Linked DNA regions of Homo sapiens: region 2 is linked to region 1. The links are chromatin loops, found by intact Hi-C in ENCODE. Cell type or tissue: PC-3. All regions are shown on one strand. Links, peaks and the distances in the headings refer to the core of each region. The heading gives the core; the rest is flanking DNA. Region 1 has its middle 290 kb from the start of LINC01846. Region 2 has its middle 17 kb from the start of RGMB-AS1.

Evidence for each region. Hi-C counts contacts between places; a loop is a spot of excess contacts. Peaks named below come from ENCODE experiments on the same cell type or tissue, not always from the same donor. Only the 100,000 strongest peaks of a DNase experiment are listed, where the experiment ranks them.
Region 2: a loop joins it to region 1, with 7 times the contacts of the local background. A loop is called at or near these places in 10 of 110 quality-filtered maps.

The regions. Positions count from the first base shown.
Region 1 is chr5:98,453,156-98,456,085 of GRCh38, forward strand. No RefSeq gene overlaps it. Among named protein-coding and RNA genes, the nearest start is that of LINC01846, 290 kb to the left of the region's middle. In PC-3, for the core only: a CTCF peak has its summit at 1,858 (motif pointing right); a DNase peak (open chromatin) is centred at 1,956; H3K4me3 peaks cover 516 bases; H3K27ac peaks cover 635 bases.
Region 2 is chr5:98,754,126-98,757,055 of GRCh38, forward strand. No RefSeq gene overlaps it. Among named protein-coding and RNA genes, the nearest start is that of RGMB-AS1, 17 kb to the right of the region's middle. In PC-3, for the core only: no CTCF peak of the experiment used is centred there; a DNase peak (open chromatin) is centred at 1,436; H3K4me3 peaks cover 397 bases; H3K27ac peaks cover 1,920 bases.

The DNA of each region.
Region 1 (2,930 bases), core at 300-2,799:
ATATTATATATGCTTTTATCCAACTTATAACAACCCAGAATGACCAACTTCAAGACATATTTTAAAATTTTTTTGAGATTAAAAAAAGGCAAGCTCTTCTGGACAACAGACTTAGAAGGAAAGAAAATTGGGTCATCACTGAATTTTTCTACAGCAACACTTTATGGCAGAAGTAAATGGATTAATACATTTAAGATAATCAAGAGTAAAAACATAGGTCAAAGATTTCATACCTAGCAAAGGGACTTTCAAGAATAAAGAGCATTCCTGCCGGTCTAGTGGTTAGGAAAAAAAGGAAGAAAAGGCAAATTTGCAAGTTATCAACATTCAAGAACTCTAGAAATATTGTTCCCATGAGGCCTTCTTGAGAAACCTACCAGAGAGCAAACTTCACAAAACCAAAATGACTAGAGAAACATTGACATAAAACTAGTGGTGAACACTAATACATAACTACTTGTAAAATTAATACTAAAAGAGAGCTAAAAATGAGAGATTATAATATTTAATATTATATGTAGATACAGGACAATGTAAGACAATTTATTTAAAAAACAGATGAGAGTGGGGAGAGCAAATTAAAAAATTGTTTTTTCTAAATAATATTGGTGGTAATAGAATTGCTATCCTGAGACAATTATGCAGGTGATGTAGGATAAAGGAAATGAGAAATTTTCAGAAATTCTAATTATATTATCCCCTGTGTCCTTGGGAACTGAGTTTCTTAATGTGAAAGAGAAGAGATACAGATGTAATATAAAACAAATTAAGTAAAACCTTTGTACTCCAAAATTTGTATAGGAAGTACCAGTGTGAGTTTACGAGGTATTTTATCTTTAATATGAACTTATTAAATATAAAATATGCATATATGTGTGTGTGTATTTTTATATATACACACATGCGCACACACACACATGCATACAAATTGCATTAGCTCTGTCCACTGAAAAAGATCAGCTCTGAAAACCTTAACTCTGTCCATCGAAAAGATCTAGAAATGATGACCAACAGAACTGCAATGAGCAAACCAAATATTATATTCCCACCAAAGAAAAAACAGATTACCATTGTGTGGTCTTTCTTGCTAAAACTATCAAACCTAAGGTAGGTTTTGGATAAAGATGACGAGTTTGACTTCGACATGCTGTGTTACACAAACGGAACAGCACAGGAATTGAAAATAAAATGAAAATAAACATTCAAGTGTTATTCAATTTGTTAAGAAAAATAGCAGAGGTCTAACTATGAGAAATCAAGAATCAAAGCACGGATAAATAATAAATATCCATCACAACATTTAGAGAAGTGAGAGATGTTTAGAAGAGGTAATAAAATAATGGGAGTCATATAAGGAGAAAGTTTAGAGAAGCAACTTCTTGAAGTATTAGTTTTCAGCCAAAGACTTAAGTGTACAAGATAGTCATCAGTTCCCTGGCCTTTTCATAGTGTAGTTGCAATAATAATTGCATCATAAAATTACAAAACACACACACAAAAGCTGGAAACTTCATTTGCACTTCAAATTTAAATCACACAGCAAAAATAAAATCTTTGCAACTGTACATTGTGCAGTTATTAACATCTTCATTTTCTAAAGGAGAAGACTGATACACAGAGATATCAAAAGACTATGGAAATCTTAGTTAATTGGTGGAAGAAGAAAATGAAGCCAGTTTGCTGCTGTTTCATTATCAATATCAGGGTCTATTTTGGGGGGATCCTGTCTCTATTCTTGAACATTCTAACTAGAATATTGAAAGACTGTCTTATGTGTGTCATTTATCACTATGTATTTATCAATATTCAGCTAAGAAGAAATTTCAAATTTATAGCTTGATTCTGTATCTTGGAAAACATCAAGGCCCTATCATAGCAAGATGGACAACAGAGGGTGCCCTTCACTTTGAGCATAAGATGCATTGACTAATCATTTCCTGAATCATTACTAAGTGATGCTTCATACAATTCTTGGCAACCGAGTCTTTTAAACTGCAACAGATGTGAAGTGGTGAGTAATATACTTCCGTATTTTTCTCCCTAAAGGCAGTTGAAATCAAATAATCATAGTCAAAGTGAAGGCAAACTCACGATAGTTAATTAAATTTCTATGCCAACGGAAAGCCTTATATAATACCTGGAGATGTTAACAAAGAAAGCTTTGCAAAATGAAATCAGAAGCTACTTGGTGTTAACTGATTTCCAGCTCAAAAGAGAGGGGGACAAGTAGTAGGAAAACTTTCATGCTGATAGTAACAACGGACTTCCAGGAAAATGTCGTTAGTAACAAACAGTGCCTTTGCTAATTGCTTTTTAGATTTTTCCACTGAGTAGAGTTATATATTCCCCATACAACTTATTAGGAAAACATTTACTTAAACCCTCCTTGACTTTTCACTGAAACAACAGTAAAGGGCATCACCTTCTAGTACTTGAGTTGAACAAAATGCTTTCAGCAAAGTCATTCTATATTTGCAGTAAACTAATTTCTCACAAAGAATGAAAGTTCCATACAGGGAAAAAGTAACAATTTTCACCACAATTTGTAAGAGATGCTTTCACAAGAAAAATGAAGCATAGAATCCACAGGTTTCAAATGAAAAACTTGTCTGAAAATAAGGTGAAGGGCTGGCAAACTTCCTGGTTTCCCCAAGAGTTTCAGGCTGAGAAGCCCATTGCAGCACGTGTACATCTCTCCTAATCCTTTTAACCCCAACCCCACACACTTACATGCAAAGCATTGGAATCCTTAAAAATCGCTAGAACTGATGACTAAGACTTGATGTTGTTCTAGGAGCTTCTTCAGAACTCCTGGTAACATTTTTCCTGTCTGGATGTGCAAACTTTATATTATTAACTACATCAAATGAAAACCATCCCCCTCCGATCCTTTTGCTTTACATTCAAAGTAAAAGAATGAATTTCTATTT
Region 2 (2,930 bases), core at 234-2,733, 300 kb after region 1:
AAACACTGAAGCTTCCCCTGATATGTCTTATCACTAAAAGCAGCTTAGGCTAAATTTTGAATTGTCTCTTTCTCATAGATTTTAGCTGTAGTGTGCAAACAGTTTTCCCATTTAACAAAAACTTTAATGTTCTGCATTATGTTTTCATTGTGTGTCTGCCTCTCTGATTTCTTGTTTGCTTTGTTCCAATGCATCTTTGTGTCTCTTTCTTGTGAACATGCTGCATAATGCAAACTAATAAAAATATATGCCTCCAAAGTGTGGAGAGTTGAGTGCCACAAATAGAAAATAAAGTGAATTGTTCTTCCAACATCAAGTGTTTCTCAGGAAGCATTTTTTTTTCTGAAGAATATTTTTCCCTCAGGCTGATTTGCATACCAGGAAAGTGACATATATATTATACTTCATCTGTTATATATATTTCCAAGGTGACATCACTTATTGTTTTCTTTGTATTATGGTAGGACAATTATTTAAATTGTTCTATTAATAAAATGTGTTTTAAGTAATGAACCAGGGCATCTCTATTTTCCCTATATAAATGTTTATTTACTCAATAAATAAGTTTCTGTTCATGTCTAGGACTTCAAAATAATATGTGATAAAATATCTATAAAGTAGATATTTTTAAAACTACCACACTTAGCAATTTTCTGTGCATCAGTTAAGAATTCATATGGTTATGATATAATCAAAACCTTTTTTAAAAACCCTAAAACAATTATGATACAATTCACCTCAAAATAGCATAGAATCTTATAGCTCTAAATTGTGGTATGACAATGGTAGCAGCAAACTTGTCAAATCAGATGAGAGAGTGCAGGATTAGAAAGCTCCAAGTGTTCTATCAATCACTTATTATTCCCAGAAAAAAAGGGACAATAATAGAAGATATACTGAGACAACATAACAGGATTTTTTTCTCCTATTTAATTTAAAATGTCAAATTAGTTTTTAAAACCCTCTCAATTAGAAATGTACTCTGAAGGATAACCAAAAAAAGTCCCTTTGAGCTGTATTTTATTGTTATTTTTAAGAAAATAGAAACCAAAGTTTTGGCTTGAAGACTTACCTAGAGTAAATCTATTCTGGCAGAAACCCAAACAGATACTAGAAGTTTCACATCAGAAAATGGGATTTGATTGACATCCCGCTTGAAATCCATCTTGATAGTTTAAGAAAATCATTGAGTTAACAGAGAGTGCCTTGCAAAAACAGTACAGAAAAACCAAGGAACATTCTGAGACTCAGATTCCATGAGATAAATGTTAGAAAGGTAAATTTTGGGCAATGAGTTCAAGATACATGGCTTCATTATTTCTTTATTGACTCACTGGGATTACCCAGTATTGACCAGCAGCAGGAGTCATAGCTGGAAATGCATTCCCAAAGTCACTAGGTTATGAGTATTGCAGGTGCATGCGATCTGTTTGTTTGTTTTTAAGTGAGTTTGTATTTGCGGGCAGCCCTTGGGGACAATTAGAATTTTGGCAGCTGAGAAGGCAAAATGACTAACAGGACTTGCAGCCAAAATAGCTTTACATAGAAATTCTTATGAAAGCCAATACTAAGTATACACAATTTCGTCTATGACTAAGATCCTAGAGATGGAAGAAACTAAAATTAAATTATTGGTTAGAATGACATTGCTATAAAAGAACATGGCATTTGGCCCCCCTGAAAAAAATCAAACCCCAAAAGTAATTATAAATGTAAGGTATCCTGACTGGGAGAAAATGCTACTTAGAGTTCCACAGAGGTCCTTTAGAACCCAGTATCATTCAACATTTTTATTAACAGCTTTGAGTGGAGATGTTAATACTAATCAAACTTATAAATGGTTAGAATTACAGTGTTTTAGAAAATTAAGATTAAAGTCGAATATAAGCATGAAAAGTTTGAGAAATGGGTGAAAAACGATAAAATGCAACATTCAATAAAGGAAAAATGTGAAGTGGTTTACACAGAAAATGGTGAGTACTACAAAACACTAACAAGAACAAAACACTGAAAAGTATGAGAAAAACGGAAAGTATCAATAATGTGTCACTAACACAAAAATGCTATATTTTATTCTTCATTTAAAATAGTATTTAATACATTGAGTGAATTTCATTTGCATCACTTTGCTTTAGGACAAGTGAAATTTGAAGTTCATTGTGGCAGAATTATGTAATAACAGATAGTCCAATTACATCATTCAGAAGAGAATAGAGGAATTAATAAAAGGTTAAGAAAGAAATACCTTCATGGCAAAAGTTATAGAAAGTTAGGCTGGGTGCGGTGGCTCACGCCTGTAATCCCAGCACTTTGGGAGGCCGAGGCGGACAGATCACGAGGTCAGGAGATCAAGACCATCCTGACTAACACGGTGAAACCCCGTCTCTACTAAAAATACAAAAAATTAGCCGGGCATGGTGGCAGGTGCCTGTGGTCCCAGCTACTCGGGAGGCTGAGGCAGGAGAATGGCGTGAACCTGGGAGGCGGAGCTGGCAGTGAGCCGAGATCACGCCATTGCACCCCAGCCTGGGCGACAGAGCGAGACTCCATCTCAAAAAAAAAAGAAAAGAAAGAAAGTTAATAGTCCAGAAAAAGAAAAGGCAGCAAAGGGGAAATTATAGAACTCTTGAGTAATACATAAATAGAAAGTAGTAGTAAGTGTAATGGTTAAAAGACTTTTTAGAGCTATACGTATGGGTTTGCATCTAATATGGTTTGGCTCTGTGACCCCACCCAAATCTCATTTTGTAGCTCCCATAATTGCCACATGTTGTGGGAGGGACCTGGTGGGAGATGATTGACTCAATCATGGGGGCGGGTCTTTCCTGTACTGTTCTCGTGATAGTGAATGGGTCTCACAAGAGCTGATGGTTTTAAAAGCAGTAGTTTCTCTGCACAAGCTCTCTCTCTTTGCCTGCTACCATCCATGT